Linked DNA regions of Homo sapiens: region 2 is linked to region 1. A link is a contact called in ENCODE Hi-C data. All regions are on one chromosome and are shown on one strand. The core of a region is the stretch at or near the end of the contact, and the rest is flanking DNA. Distances in the headings are between cores, read along the strand shown. Region 1 holds the start of LOC124903940 (a long non-coding RNA gene). Region 2 holds the start of CCDC144A (coiled-coil domain containing 144A).

Evidence for each region. Hi-C counts contacts between places; a loop is a spot of excess contacts on that map. Pooled maps may share reads with other maps.
Region 2: a loop to region 1 is called in a pooled map, with 4 times the contacts of the local background. The contact joins the promoter of CCDC144A here to the enhancer-like site in region 1. A Hi-C loop is called at or near these places in 3 of 168 maps with a recorded cell type or tissue (CD8-positive, alpha-beta T cell, OCI-LY7 and mammary epithelial cell), 6 of 37 single-sample maps with no recorded cell type and 14 of 50 pooled maps.

The regions. Positions count from the first base shown.
Region 1 is chr17:16,518,661-16,526,552 of GRCh38, reverse strand. It overlaps LOC124903940 (a long non-coding RNA gene), which reads right to left and starts at 721. Exons shown (of 2, transcript XR_007065646.1): 1 at 534-721. RefSeq lists an enhancer at 5,212-5,261. Within about 2 kb of position 5,137, at least 3 of the 41 ENCODE cell types and tissues checked have a DNase peak (open chromatin) inside an H3K27ac peak, as active enhancers do.
Region 2 is chr17:16,686,571-16,694,462 of GRCh38, reverse strand. It overlaps CCDC144A (coiled-coil domain containing 144A), which reads right to left and starts at 4,222. Exons shown (of 17, transcript NM_001382000.1): 1 at 3,719-4,222; 2 at 1,414-1,484. The coding sequence starts at 4,062. It also overlaps the pseudogene RNU6-405P. RefSeq lists enhancers at 4,329-5,232, 7,020-7,520.

The DNA.
Region 1 (7,892 bases), core at 3,888-6,387:
AAAATGTCCCAGTTTCCATGATACTGTGATGTTAATTTCTTCTGATATCATCTATCAGGTGACAACTGCCCAAAAAAACCTATTATAAGTGTTTCTTTGTGTGTGTGTGTGTGTGTGTGTGTGTGTGTGTGTGTTTACATACATATAGCATAAAATGCACCACTTTAACTATTTTAATGGTATACCATGAAGTGGTTTTTGGTATATTCACAATATTGAGCAATCATTGCCACTACTTAGTCCCACAGCATTTTCATTACCCCATAAAGAAGCCTCGTACACACTACAGAGTCACTCCCTACTCTCCCCTCCCCCAGACCTTGGCAACCATTAATCTGCTTTCTGTCGCTATGGATTTACCCATTCTGGGAATCTCATATAAATGGAATCATATAATACGTGGCTTTTTGTGACCAGCTTAATTCTCTTAGCACATTTTTTAGCTTCATCCATGTTGTGACATGTATCAGCACTTCATTCCTTTTTATTGCTGAATAATATTCCGTTGTATGAATACAGCATGTTTTACTTACCTATTCATCCGTTCATGAGCGTTTGGATTTTTTCCACCTTTTGGCTATCATGAATAATGTTGCTATGAAAATTCACATTCAAATTTTTGTTCAGGCAGGGCATGGTGGCTCATGTCTGTAATCTCAGTACTCTGGGAGGCCGAGGCAGGAGGATTGCTTGAGCCCAGAAGTTTGAGACCAGTCCTAGCAATATAGCAAGATCTTGTATCTACAAAAAAAAAAAAAATTAATTAGCCAGAAATGGTGCCACCTGCCTGTAGTCCCAAGTACTTGGGGAAATGAGATGGAAGGATAGCTTAAGACTTGGAGGTTGCGCCTGTAATCCCAGCACTTTGGGAGGCCAAAGTGGGCGGATCGCCTGAGGTTGGGAGTTGGAGACCAGCCTGACCAACATGGAGAAACCTCGTCTCTACTAAAAATACAAAATTAGCCGGGCATGGTGGTGCATGCCTGTAATCCCAAGCTACGTGGGGGGCTGAGGCAGGAGAATCGCTTGAACCCGGGAGGTGGAGGTTGTAGCGAGCTGAGATCGCGCCATTGCACTCCAGCCTGGGCAACAAGAATGAAACTCTGTCTCAAAAAAAAAAAGAAGAAGAAGACTAGGAGGTCGAGGCTGCAGTGAACAGTGATCATGCCACTGTACTCCAGCCTGGTGGACAGAATGAGATTCTATCTCAAAAAAAAAAAATTAGTTTGGATACCTGTTTTCAATTCTCTTGGGTACATACCTACAAGTAGAATTGCTGGGACATATAACTATGCTTAACTTACTGGGGAAATGCCAAACTGATTTCCACAGTGGCTGCACCATTTTACATTCTCACCAGCAATGCAGGAGAGTTCCAATTTCTCAACAACCTTGCCAACACTTGTTATTTTGCACTGTTTTAAAAAAATTATTATAGCCATCCTCGTGGGCGTGAAGTGGTTTGTCATTGTGGTTTTGATTTGCATTTTCTCTAATGACTAATAACTTTGGGCATCTTTTCATGTGTTTCTTGGCCATTTGTATGCCTTGGAGGGATGTCTATTCAAGTAGTATGACTCTTTCTTTCTTTCTTTTTCTTTTTTTTTGAGACAGAGTCTCGCTCTGTCGCCCAGGCTGGAATGCAGTGGCGTAATTGCGGCTCACTGCAACCCCACCTCTAGGGTTCAAGCGAGTGTCCTGCCTCAGCCTCCCAAGTAGCTGGGACTAGGCGCATGCCACCACGCCTGGCTAATTTTTGTATTTTTTAGTAGAGATGGGGTTTCACCATGTTGGCCAGGATGGTTTCAAATTCCCAACCTCAGGTGATCCACTCACCTTGGCCTCCCAAAATGCTGGGATTACAGGCGTGAGCCACCGTGCCCGGCCATGACTGTTTCTTTATGCAACATATAGTACTTTTATGCTAAAAAATCTTTAAGTTTTAGCTAAAGACATGGCGATCTTTTTTTCACTTTTTTTTTTTTTTTTTTTTAAGACACAGAGTCTCACTAAGTTACCAACACTGGTCTCTAACCCCTGGCCTCAAACGATCCTCCTGCCTTGGCCTCCCAAGTAGCTGGGATTACAAGCATGACCCCCTGCGACTGGGAATGAAATTGGTACTCTAGAAAGAATGGTTTTATAGCAGTGTGCAATGCACAAAAGAATCGGGAAAGCAACTGAAAGGCAAGATGCTCATTAGGGTTTTGACCCATTAATCAAAGCTTAGAGTGATGAGAGCTTGTTTTCTGGCCTAATTCCTTACCTTTTCCTTCTCTGTTATTCTACCTAGTCTGTATTTCCTTATAACACTGTCCCTCTGATGATTACCTTGTTGGTCATTTTTATCATCTAATCTTCCTGTGTGGGTTCCCTGCATTCTTGAGATCGGTTCTCTACAACCAGCCACTTGGGTGCCCAATCATCCCAACATGGTCAAATCTGAAACTGTCATATCTCCTTGCAGTGGCACAATCTCGGCTCATCACAACCTCCGCCTCCCGGGTTCAAGCAATTCTTCTGCCTCAGTCTCCCAAGTAGCTGGGGCTACAGGCGCCCACCGCCACACCTGGCTAATTTTTGTATTTTTAATAGAGTTGGGGTTTCACCATGTTGGCCAGGCTGGTCTCAAACTCCTGACCACAGGCAATTCGCCCACCTCAGCCTCCCAAGGTTCTGGGATTACAGGCGTGAGCCCAGCCCATATAGTGGAATCTTAGCCTACTGAAGAAAGTGCTACAAGAATGAAACTTGAGGACGTAATGCTGAGTTCAATAAACCAGTTGCAAAAGGACAAATATTGTATAATTCCACTTACACAAGGTAGATAGAGGAATCAAATTTATAAAAACAGAAAGTAAAATGTTATTTACCAGGGGCTGGCAGGAGAGAGGAATGGGGAGTTATTATTTGAGGGGTAGAGTTTCAGCTGGAGAAGATGAAAATATTCTGAAGGTGGAGGGTGGTGTTGGTTGCCCAACAATGTGAATGCACTTAATGCCACTGAACTGTATATTTAAAAATTGTTAAAATGATAAATTTTATGATATGTATGTTTTCAACAATTTTTTAAAGTTTTCCCAGAAACAAATAAAAACTGCAGAACTCCCAGCATATAATGGCTCCATCCTAATTTCTGCACTAATAGACAACTGAACTCTAGCATGGCTTCTAGAAGCATAAGGCCCTGTCTCTAGGATGACCCTAATCCCAGCTAAAGGCCTGCATATGGCCGGGCATGGTGGCTCACACCTCTAATCTGAACACTTTGTGAGGCTGAGGTGGGAGGAGCCATTGAGACCGGGAGTTCAAGACCAGCCTGGGCAACATAGGGAGAGCCTATCTCTACAAAAAAAAAAAAAAATTAATTAATCAGATGGCTGTGGTGATGCACAGCACAACTTTAGTCTCAGCTGCTTGGGAGACTGAGGTGGGAGGATCACTTGAATCCGGGAGGTCGAGGCTTCAGTGAGCTATGATCATGCCACTGCACTTCAGGCTGGGTAACAGAGTGAGACCTTGTCTCAAAAAAATTTTTGAAAATTAAAATAAAGGCCTTCCCGAGAAAGCTCAAGGCTGCCAGGAGAATTGACTGTTTGTTCCAGCCAATACCAAGAGATAGGCAGATAGAGCTCTGCACCACCACCCCTCAACTCCCTGTAGAGCCATCACTTTAGAAAGCTTGCAATTATAAAGCCTTTCTTTGCTCTTTGGGATATAAAACTACCACCCAAAACTGTTTCCTCCAGGACCTGAGAGTCTTCTCTTTAAAATGCAAGGCTTCAGGGAGATAATTCTGTCTCTCCTAGTCTGTAGGGGAGGCTGAGGGCCTAACTGTGGGCACCTTGCTCCAACCTGCACCACTGCCCCGTCACAAAGACATGAGAAGTGTGTGTGTCCTTCAGATAGACAGCAGTCAACAAACCCAGGTGGCCTGACATGGCCTAACCCTATTCACACCTTTAGTGCCTTTCCCTGAGCACACCCCACCTTTAAAAGTCTCCAGCCTTTTGTTTTGGAGAAGTTGAGTTCAATCCACACTGGTCTCTCTTCCTTGCTGCCATAGTATTGCTGAATAAAACCTGTGTTCACCATCTTGACCAGTGTCGGTCGGCATCGTTTATCTGGGATAGTGTCATAACAAAACCTAACCTCTCCTGACTGATAGTTAGTTGTCATTCTTACTCTTTTTATTATTATTGCCGAAGGTGATGATTTCTGGAGGAGCCTGAGCTCTTTCTCTTTCCCCTTCTCCCAGCTTCCCTTCTCCACTACATCTCCGTTATTGCATCAATTTCAGGAATACAGCTCCCAATAAATGGAAACAGTAGGACAATTTCAGTAATCATTTTCAGAATTTCTAGAGTCTTCACTGTAACTATTTTTTAGTTTCAGAGCTACTTGTTTCCCAAAATAAATCAAATCAGAGAAAACACATCTCTAGAATTAATTTTTTTTTTTAAGACAGGGTCTCTCACTGTTACCCCAGCTGGAGTGCAGTGGCACAATCACTGCTCACTGAAATCTTGAACTCCTGGGCTCAAGCACCCAGGCTTCTAAGTAGCTGGGACTACAGGTGCATGCCACCACATCAAGCTAATTTTATTTAATAGTACAGAGGAGGTGTCACTATGTTGCTCAGGCTGGTCTCAAACTCCTGGACTCACGTTATCCTCCCACTTTGGCCTCCCAGACTGCTAGGATTACAGGTGTGAACTACTGTGCCTGGCCTAGAGTGAATCTTTAGAATCCACCTCTACTGTGATGTGTCAATATAAGTTAGCAAGAACCAGTGACTTCTGAGTATATGAGTTCCAAACTTCGACATTTCCAAAGTCCCACCTCTGATGGCATTTGTAGGTGACCCCTTAGAGAAAACTTACAGTGTTCTCGCAGGTGCCAAAATTTATGCTGCTTTTTGCCCAACAGTTGGTTAGATATCTCAAGCAACTAAGAGCGTACTGCCATGGATTATGCCTTAAAGTAATGACGGTGCATTTACCAAACCACTCTTCCCTCTCTTACCCTCCAAAAAAATTGCTGTTCTCTCCAGGGCAGCCACAGCTGGAGGGGACGCTAGCTAATCCTCTTATCCCACCACTAGATGGCAGGACAGTCCAGTCTGGCAAATCTCTCTGCCCTGCCTGAACTTCGATGTCCACATCTTTAGTGAAGAGTCTTCCTAACAGAAATGTACTTCCTGGTTAAACATTAGTTTGGACTCAGAGAGCAGACAGGCTCAGATTCAGGCTGAGCCTCCTCCAAGGCAGACAGGTGTTCTCCTGAGGTGCCATTAGGGTTGTACTCATGTGGAGTGAGACGGGGCAAAGCGGAGAGGGAACCAGGGAAGGGAAAGAATTGGTGCTGATCAGATGTCCTGGAGCTTAACTTGCCTGCAGTCTGATGGGTTAGTATGGCAAAGTGGGGCCTGGAAGCCTCAACTCTCTATACCCATATAACCCCTCCACCCCATCCCTCTGCCTCCTGAAGACCCCTGTACAGCAGAGGCCAGTCCCAACAAGGAGGCCAGCACCAGGCTCCCCATCCTCTCTGCTCCAACTCTGTGGGTGTTTAACACACCAAAAGCAAGACTTCTACCAGCCAGGACCCTCTGTGAGCCCCCAGCCAGGAGACAGGCTCTGGGTTCTGAGATGAGGGAAGACGCCGGCATGATGTATGCACCAGCCTTGGGACTCCTAGCAGTACTTCCTTTCTGACACACTATTTTTTCAAAACATCATCCCATCCCTTGACTCAATGCTCTCACTAAGGCCAAGCGCCACGAGGTGACTGTGCCAGAAGCTCCCCAGCCAGTCGGAGCAGCACTGAGATCAGCAGATCCCAGGATCCTACCTCCCAACCTGTTGTCTTCCCAGCACACTGGACTATAGAGAAGACACCCTTGTGATTTGCTACAGGACCCTGCCCCAGCCTCCCTATCAACCTGCACAGTGGTGAGATGCAGTGAGGGCTTCTAGATTATGATCCGGACTAGGATCAGATTGGTCTGGTCTGATGACCCTCTCGGACACTTACTAGCTATGTGACCTTGGGCATGTAGTTTAACCTGTCTGTGCTTTGATGCCTCATCTGTAACATGTGAATTCTTATTGTATCTATGTTTCAAGGCTGTTGTAAGGATAAAATGAGATTGTGTGTGTTAAGGGCTTCCCACAATACCTGACATACAGTGCTCTGTAAATGGCAGAATCAAAAGTTGGATCGAAAATTTAATAGATAGCCACAAAAACAAACAACCCAACCTAAAAATGAGGAAAGACCTGGCCGGGCGCAGTGGCTCACGCCTGTAATCCCAGCACTTTGGGAGGCTGAGGCGGGCAGATCACGAAGTCAGGCGATCAAGACCATCCTGGCCAGCAGGGTGAAACACAGTCTCCTCTGAAATACAAAAAAAATAAGCCCAGTGTGGTGGTGTGTGCCTATAGTCCCAGGTACTCAGGAGACTGAGGCAGAGGAATAGCTTGAACCCGGGAGGCGGAGCTTGCAGTGAGCCGAGATCGCGCCACTGCACTCCAGCCTGGGCAACAAGAGTCAAACTTCCTCTCAAAAAAAAAAAAAAAAAAAAAAAAATGAGGAAAGACCTTTAACAGACATTTCTCCGAAGAAGATATACAAGTGGCCAACAAGCACATGAAAATGTACTCAACATCACTAATCACCAGGGAAATGCAAATCAAGACCACAATGAGAAATCACCTCATACCTGTTAGGATAGCCATTATTGAAAAACAAAACAAAAATCATAAAACGAGGGTTGATGAGGATGTGGAGAAATCGAAGCCCTTGTGCACCATTGGTAAGACTGCGATATGGCCCAGCCACTATAAAAACAGTATGGGCTGGGCACAGTGGCTCAGCCAATAATCCCAGCACTTTGGGAGGCTAAGGCGGGAGGATTGCTTGAGCCCAGAAGTTCAGGACCAGCTTGGACAACACAGTGAGACCCTATCTTTACAAAAAATAAAAAATTAGTCAGACGTGATGGCACACACCTGTAGTCCCAGCTACCTGGGGATCTGAGGTAGGAGGAGGCTTGAGCCTGGGAATTTAAGGCTACATTGAGCTATGATCAAGCCATTGGGCAACAGAGCAAGATCTTGTCTCATAAATAGATAAACAGAGACTCTTCAAAAAATTAAAAATAGAATTATCAAATGATCTAGCATTCCCACTTCTGAGTATATACCCAAAAGAATAGAAAGCAAAGTCTCAATGAAACATTTGTATATCCACATTCATAATAAGATCATTCACAGTAGACAAAAGGCAGAAGCAACCCAAGAGTGCATTAATAGATGAATGGGCAAAGAAAGTGTGGTTCATGCATACAAAGGAATATCATTCAGCCTTAAAAAGGAAAAAAATTCTGACACATACTATAGCATGAATGGACCTTGAAGACATTTGTTGTCAAATAAGCCAGTCACACAAGGACAAATACTGCATGATTCCATTTATATGGAATCTAAAGCAAAAAAAAAAAAAAAACCTCATAGAAGCTGAAAGCTGAAAGCTTGTTACCAGGGCTTGGGGAGGAGAGATGGGGAGCTGATGCTCAATGCATGTGGAGTTTCGGTCACACAAGATGAGAAAGTTCTAAAGTTAACAAGCCTGTACTCTACACTTACAAATTTGTTAAGAGGGTAGATTTCATCTTACATGTTTTTCACCACAATAAAAAAAAGACCGAGGCCAGGCGCGGTGGCTCATGCCTGTAATCCTAGCACTTTGGGAGGCCGAGGCGGGCCGATCATCTGAGGTCAGGAGGTCGAGACCAGCCTGACCAACATGGAGAAACCCCGTCTCTACTAAAAATACAAAATTATCCGGGTGTGGTAGTGCATGCCTGTAATACCAGCTACTCAGGAGGC
Region 2 (7,892 bases), core at 2,973-5,472, 170 kb before region 1:
TACAGGTGTGCACCAAAACACCCAGCTAATTTTTTATTTGTTTTTGTAGAGATGTGGTCTCACTATGTCACCCAGGCTGGTCTGGAACTTCTGGACACAGGCGATCCTCCCACCTAGGCCTCCCAACTTGCTGGGACTACAGGTGTGGGCAGCACACCTGGCCATTTCACAGTTCTTATTGCCATTTGTTTATGGTGCCAGAAAGGTATTGCCGAGTTTCCAGTTTTGAAACTAATTTCTTTTTTTTAGTGACACAAATCACTATGTAATATAGTTAGCCTTTGAACAACACGGATTTGAACTGCAGGGGTCTACTTATGAGCAGATTTTCTCCCACCTCTACCACCTGAGACAGCGAAGACCAATCTTCCTCTTCCTCCTTCTCCTTAGCCTGCTCAACTTGAAGACTATGATGAAGAGTTATATAATGATCCACTTGCATTTAATGAACAGTAAGCGTATTTTTTCTGCCTTATGATTTTCTTAACAGTTTATTTCCCTAGCTTCCTTTATTGTAAGAATACAGCATATTAATACATATACCATACCAAACATATCTTAATTGACTGTTTATGTTATCAATAAGGCTGCTGGTCAACAGTTAGCTATTAGTAGTTACGTTCTTGGGGGAGTCAAAAGTTATACACAGATGTTTGACTGCAGAGGGAATCAAGCATCCCTAAATTCCACATTGTTAAGGGTCAATTGTGATTGATATTCATTTACTAAACATAAGTCATTTATTTTAAAAATTAAATAGAAGTTCCAATTTCATAACAAGTCTAATTCATTATAAGGTGACTATAAAGAAAACATACAACTTACTAACTCAAAAATATCTTTTTCTTGGCCGGGCGCGGTGGCTCACGCCTGTAATCCCAGCACTTTGGGAGGCCGAGGCGGATGGATCATGAGGTCAGGAGATCGAGACCATCCTGGCTAACACGGTGAAACCCCATCTCTACTAAAAATACAAAAAATTAGCCGGGCGGGGTGGCGGGCGCCTGTAGTCCCAGCTACTCCGCAGGCTGAGGCAAGAGAATGGCGTGAACCAGGGGGTGGAGCCTGCAGTGAGCCGAGATCGCACCACTGCACTCCAGCCTGGGCGACAGCGAGACTCCGTCTCAAAAAAAAAACAAAAAAAAACACTTTTTCTTATTTATACAAAAATATCACATAGGATTTTAGGGACCATAATTAATTTTTTTTCAGACCAGATTGTTTGAAAAAATAAATGACCTACAATTAACTTTTTAAATAATTGTGACATCTAACCTACCAAGAAATCTAACCTATCAAGAAAGAAATAAAGATTTTTTAAAACTGCTCTTTCATGATCAAAACTTCCTTACTCTTACTTCTTTTTTACCTATGGTAGGACCACCAAAAATAATTCACTATCAGAAGTCTTACCTGGATTGTTATTTTGAGGAAGACTTTCAGGTGTCTGTTTTTCCTTATATTCAGGAACTAGTTGCTGAATGCTATGGATAAAAATGTAATAAATGAAATTACTATTTTAAAACAAATGAAAAATACCAAATATATTAAATTTTTAGAGTATTTCAAACAATATCAGAGTTAATATCAGAACTTTAATTATCCCATATACTTCAATTTGTGAGTTCTACCAACTTCTCTTTAAGCTTCTGAAGAAGAAAAAAAGATGAAGTACTCATGAATTGAAGGGAGTATAGCTCAGTAAATTAACTCACATTAGCTTGGCATAATGGAAAGCGTCCTAGCTCTATTACCAGCAGCTATTTATTCTCTGACAAGTTGCTTCTCTTAGGCTCAATGTATTCTTCTAAAAAGCAAGGATTTTACTGCCTTATTTCACTAGGTTGTTAAAGATTTAACAAGAAAACGTTTTGTAAATGCTCAGAGAAACAGTGAAGCAATGAAATAATTTGTTCTTGAGCTTTATTGAGGAAATGGTTTTGGAATCACAAATAAAACCCAATGTGTATTTTTCCAGAGGTTCTAATATTCAAATGTTGCAGTTTTCCAAAACTGTTATTAAGTTCTAGTTTTATTAGTTCTATTCTTTGTGGCTTATAATTTGGGGCATCACAGCTAGTTCATAGTTTGTAACTAAATTTACTTATAAATATATTATTTCATCAAACTAGATAACAACACTGTCCACTATTACTGAGCTCATCAATCACGCCAAGGGGAGAAAGCTAATAGATGTCAAGACCTAGCTTGGACTACTGTTCCATACAGACTCAAACTCTGAATCGGCAGATCTTTGTTAGAAGGATGCTCAATCCCCATGTTCATCTCCAACTGACATGGAAAACAAAATGCTACTTTTCTTTTTCAGTTCCATGAAAGACATGCAAGTTGACATTCTCTCATTTCTGAGATACATACTGACAATATATTTGCACACAACATCCCACGTGTTACTCAGCTCCATTGATCACCTTACTGCATATTTTTGTAGTGAAAAATCACAATTTTAATATTAGGTGATACCCAGTTTGCTTTGACTCACACTGTCTTTGGAACTAGTCAGCAAATAGTCAAATGAACTTCTAGTGACTGCGCAAAATATGGACCACTTCAAAAATCTGTGCATCATCCTTATGCAGGCAGGGGCCATGCTAATTTCTCTCCATTTTGTTCCAATTTCAGTATATGTTTGCTGCTGAAGCAAGTTTTGTTTGTTTGTTTGTTTGTTTGTTTGTTTTAGACTGAGTCTCGCTCTGTCACCCAGGCTGGAGTGCAGTGGCGCGATCTCGGCTCACTGCAAGCTCCGCCTCCTGGGTTCATGCCATTCTCCAGCCTTAGCCTCCTGAGTAGCTGGGACTACAGGCGCCCACCACCACGCCCGGCTATTTTTTTTTTGTATTTTTTAGTAGTGACGGGGTTTCACCGTGTTAGCCAGGATGCTCTCAATCACCTGACCTCGTGATCCGCCCACCTTAGCCTCCCAAATTGCTGGGATTACAGGCATGAGCCACTGCACCCTGCCAAAGCTCTCATTTTATACATGGATATTCATGAGTCATGGATGAGACTTAGCTCTGTTAAATCCAACTAACATACTTGAGACTCAGAATTCTGGTGATGGCTTCCTGCCACAAATCTGGGAAAGGATAATATGGGACATTCCACGATCTAAGAAAAGGGTCCTCAGCATACAGATCTGGTAGCAATGAAAAAAGGAAACTCCTCTCTTTCTGCAACATTATTTGAACTGAACCCCGAGGGCCTAAAGGATAATTTATCATGAAGGTCTTAGCTAAGTCTAGGCTGAGACAAAAGCATAACAGGCGGGGTTTCACCATGTTGGTCAGCCTGGTCTCGAACTTCTGACCTCGTGATCTGCCCTCCTCGGCCTCCCAAAGTGCTGGGATTACAGGCATGAGCCACCGAGCTCGGCCAACATGAAGTTCTTAAGGATGGAAGGAACCTGAGCGACAGTAGAATATGTCTGCTGTATAATAGGTATTCAGCTTATGTTTGATGAATAAATTGAGAAAATGGATAAACACAGTTGGGAAGTGCAATATTTTTAAAGAAAACTCCTGTAAAGTAGACCAACACTTTTGCAATAGTAATAATCCTTTATATTTGATCCCGTCTCACTAAGAGGCCTGGGCCCCTGACCCCTCTGACGTTTCCCCATCCCGGGTGCCGTGGGGCCTGCGGGCACCAGAAAGCCAGTGTCCCCGACAGGACGGCGCATCCTTCGCCTGGCCATTACCTCTTCTTCCTATCCCTCTTGTCCACGCCAGTGTCTCCAGGAGCTAAGATGTGCTCCACCCCAGGGACGTCGCCCGACCGGGCAGCTCTGTGGAGCTCGCCAAGATCTTCCAGGCGGACGTCGTGCTGGGGCTGGTCTAAGGCGCCCTCACCGTGCTTGCTCTCGCTGCCGACGCTGTTTTTCCACCAGCTGTAGGGGAAGCCCGAGGACCACTGGTCCCCCGGGTAGCCCAAGTACCACTGGTCCCCCTGGCTCCCGACGCTAGGGGTCTTCCTCGTGGCGTAGACTGCCGGCTTCGGAGACCCCTCAGCCCCTCCCCGCTTTTCTCCACCCCAGGAGGCCATCAGTAGCGAGCTACTGCCTCGGCCACAACCTCCCAGCAGGATAGCCCGCGGTTTCCAATCTGCGAAAGGAGGACCGCCAAGCCAGAAATGCCAAGCCAAGCGATCACTGCCACGCCAAGCCAAGCGACCACCGCCAAGCCAACAGCCACCGCAAAGCCTCGTGGGTAAGGCCAAGCCAATCCGTTACAGACCAGTGCGCCTGCCCACCTGTGACATCACGGAACCTGTGACTTCACTGCATCTGCAGCTCCAGCCTCCCAGAAAAAGACTCCTTGGCCTGCAGGTGGCGCTGCAGCTCCAGCCTCCCAGAAAAAGACTCCTTGGCCTGCAGGTGGCGCTGCAGCTCCAGCCTCCCAGAAAAAGACTCCTTGGCCTGCAGGTGGCGCTGCAGCTCCAGCGCCAACCTGGGCTGGCTGGTCCTCCCTCGGAGGTTTCGGGGTGGCGGTGCCCAGCCTGCCTGTCATGAGTGCCGCTTCACAGCGCCGCCGGCGCACCTGCTCCTAGGCTTGCTCGGTTCAGGGGTACGGGTCAGTTCCGCCCCCGGCTTGGCCACTGCAGCAAAGTTGCCCTAGGGTCCGCGCTGCCAGGACGCAAGCGGAGTCAGATGGCTGGGTCAGAGCGGCCTGTCAGCCCGGCTGGAAGGGCCTGCCCGACGCCGCTGCCCGCCCAGCTCCTACTCGGCCTGCGCCTGGAGCCAGGGACCAGCTCTGGGCATTCTGCTGCCTTAGGATGGGGCCAAGCAGCCGCTCCCCGCCGTGTGCCGCAGCCGCTGCGCGCATCTGCCCAGGGTCCGTGCAGCTGGCGACCCGGGCGGGTCGGGGAACGCCTGGTGCCACCAGGATTGCTCGCCTCTAGTCCGTCCTGACCCTTCAGCCCGCGAGCACCAGTGAGATTGAAGAAAAGTGACGGCCAGGCGCGGTGGCTCACACCTGTAATCCCAGCACTTTGGGAGGTTGAGGCGGGCAGATCACTTGAGGTCAGGAGTTTGAGGCCAGCCTGGCCAACATGGTGAAACCCTCTCTACTAAAAATACAAAAATTAGTTGGGCGTGGTGGCGCGTGCCTGTAGTCCCAGCTACTCCAGAGGCTGAGACAGGAGAATCTCTTGAACCCGGGAGGTGAACGTTGCAGTGAGCTGATATCGTGCCACCAAACTCCAGCCTGGGCGACAGAGCAAGACTCCGTCTCAAAAAAAGAAAGAAAAGAAGGAAGGAGAGAACGAAGCAAAGAGAAGGAAAGAAGGAAGGAAGAAAGGAAGAAAGAAAGGAAGGAAGGGTGACAAAGGAGAATCTAGAGAGCACTCAAATACTAATTCTTGAGGACAATTAAGACAGATAGCATTATGAAAAACAGATTTTGTCACTGAAGCCTCAGGGCTTCAGCCTAGATCCTGCGCTGCTCACCCACAGAAAGCCAATCACTGAGATGAGTATTGCAAAGGAAGAAGGCTTTAATCAGATGCTGCAGCCGAGGAGATGGGAGCTCAGTCTCAAATCCCTCTCTCTGACCAACTAAAATTAGGGATTTTTAGTATAGCAAAGAAGAAATGTAACTATGTATAAGAAAACATGAACTAGAAAGGCGTAAGGAAGCAATCATTTACAAAATATCTGTGGCCGGGCGCAGTGGCTCCCACCTGTAATCCCAACACTTTGGGAGGCAGAGGCAGGTAGATCATGAGGTCAAGAGATCAAGACCATCCTGGCTAACATGGTGACCCCTTGTTCTCTACTAAAAATACAAAAATTAGTTGGGCGTGCTGGCACGTGCCTGTAGTCCCAGCTACTCGGGAGGCTGAGACAAAAGAATCGCTTGAACCCAGGAGGTGGAGGTTGCAGTGAGTCAAGATCATGCCACTGTACTCCAGCCTGGCGACAGGGCTAGACTCCATCTCAAAAAAAAAAAAAAAAAAAAAAACAGAAAAAGAAAAAAAGTATCACCCTGCCTCCTCAATCTTGGCATAATTCCCCCTATGAGTGGTTTCTGGGGTCTCAGTTGGCATTTAGTCACACGTATGACATTGCACATATCGTGTGCACATCTGCACAGCTCAGCAGTGTCCTGGGTAGGCCTTGAAGGGTGATCTTCACGTAAGCCTGTGGCCTGAGCAAGAAAGCTGCACACGGGCAGCGGAGGAACCAGCAGGAGCCCAGTCCTCTGTGGAAAATTCCAGCACCACCCGCAAGAGCAGCTGCAGTGGAGACTGTGACCTGACAAGGATATATGCATGAAGATGCTGGTCTGAAAACAGACTCAGTTTAAGGGTGGCACTTTGAAAAAATATTGATACATGTCAGTGAGAAAAAAATAATTAGAAACAAAATATATTTATTAGAAATATTACAGTCATTTATCATACACTTTCCTATGAATAGTTAAATACATCTAATTAGCATGTCATATCCAAAAGTGCTGGGTACAATCTAGTGTGCTCTTTATAGACACAAGGCCACAGATGTATCAACTACACTCAACTAATGTAGTTAAAGTTAGTGTGCTAAAAAAAAAATTAGTGTGCTACTCAGGATGCTACAGATTTAGCAAAACTCTAACCTGGATCAGAGGAATGAAATGCCCCGTGAATTGAGGCAACTGTAGATATTCAAAATGCTTCTAAAAAGGCTGTGAGGTTATGTCCTTTACTGCATGTCATTGGTAGGGCATCTCAAAATGGCACTCGAGCTTTGGAAGAATGAGAACTATTGCTGGATTTGACAGTGGGTCTGCATCTATGGGCCCGAGTCCTCCATCTCCACAAGCCGCCCCTCAGTGGGGAAGAGGAGGGGGAGACTAAGGGAGTCTCCGTAATGTTCGTGGGCAGCAGGGAAGAGAACATGGCAGAGATTCCTCACCGCTGGAGGGCTTGTCCCCTGGGTATGTGTGTTTTTGTTTAATACCCACTGGCATCTACTTGGGTTGGTCTCTACAAAAGCTGTAAAAAAACAAATGAATGAAAAAGGAAAACAAAAGACTAATATTGTTTTTGAAATGAAAGGGGCTAGGACAAGAGAAATTCCTGAGAATGTTATCCCTGCGGGGGGCGGCGGGGGAGGGGGATGGGCTACCATCAGACAAGGAAAATTCAATCCCTGTTCAGTGCAGAGAACAGCGACTTCTCACCTTGAAAAACTCCCCCACTCTACTGAGGCTTGCATTTTGCAGCTGTCTTTCATGTAAAAATTATACATAAAAAAAGGATCTTCAGAACAACCAAAGAATTTTAAATGACTACATACTGACTGAGGGAAGATGGAAAGAAACCTGGCTGTTGTGGCCTCTGAAAGCCTCAGGACAGAAACCGGGAATGGCACACTCTGCTGAGTATAGAAAATGTAAGATGCTGACCTTGTTTTCCCAGTTTACCAACTTTCCACCTTCACCTGGTGCTCTGAGTTCTGTTAAAAACAGACCTAAAAACCCTACCCCTTGGCCTAGCTGGGGTGAGGACTGCCTCCCCCAGGTCCTGCACCTCCACACGCCAGCGGATGGCCTGGGGGAGCCTACTAGCTGCTGTGCTAGAAGGCCTATTCCTGCATCCCTGAGGCCATCAGTCACAGTTCCAGGACCCCAGCAGAACCTTCCCTTCCCTGAAACACCGCCTGTATTTCTTTTCTTTGTGTGTGTGTGTGTGTGTGTGTGTGTGTGTGTGTGTGTTTGTGTGTGTGACAGAGGCAGAGGTTGCAGTGAGCCAAGATTATACCACTCCAGCCTGGGCGACGGAGTGAGATGCTCTCTCAAAAAAAAAACAATTTTTTTTTGTGGAGTCAGAGGTCTTGCCATGTTGCCCAGGCTGGTCCCGAACTCCTGGGCTCAAGCAATCCTCCCATCTCA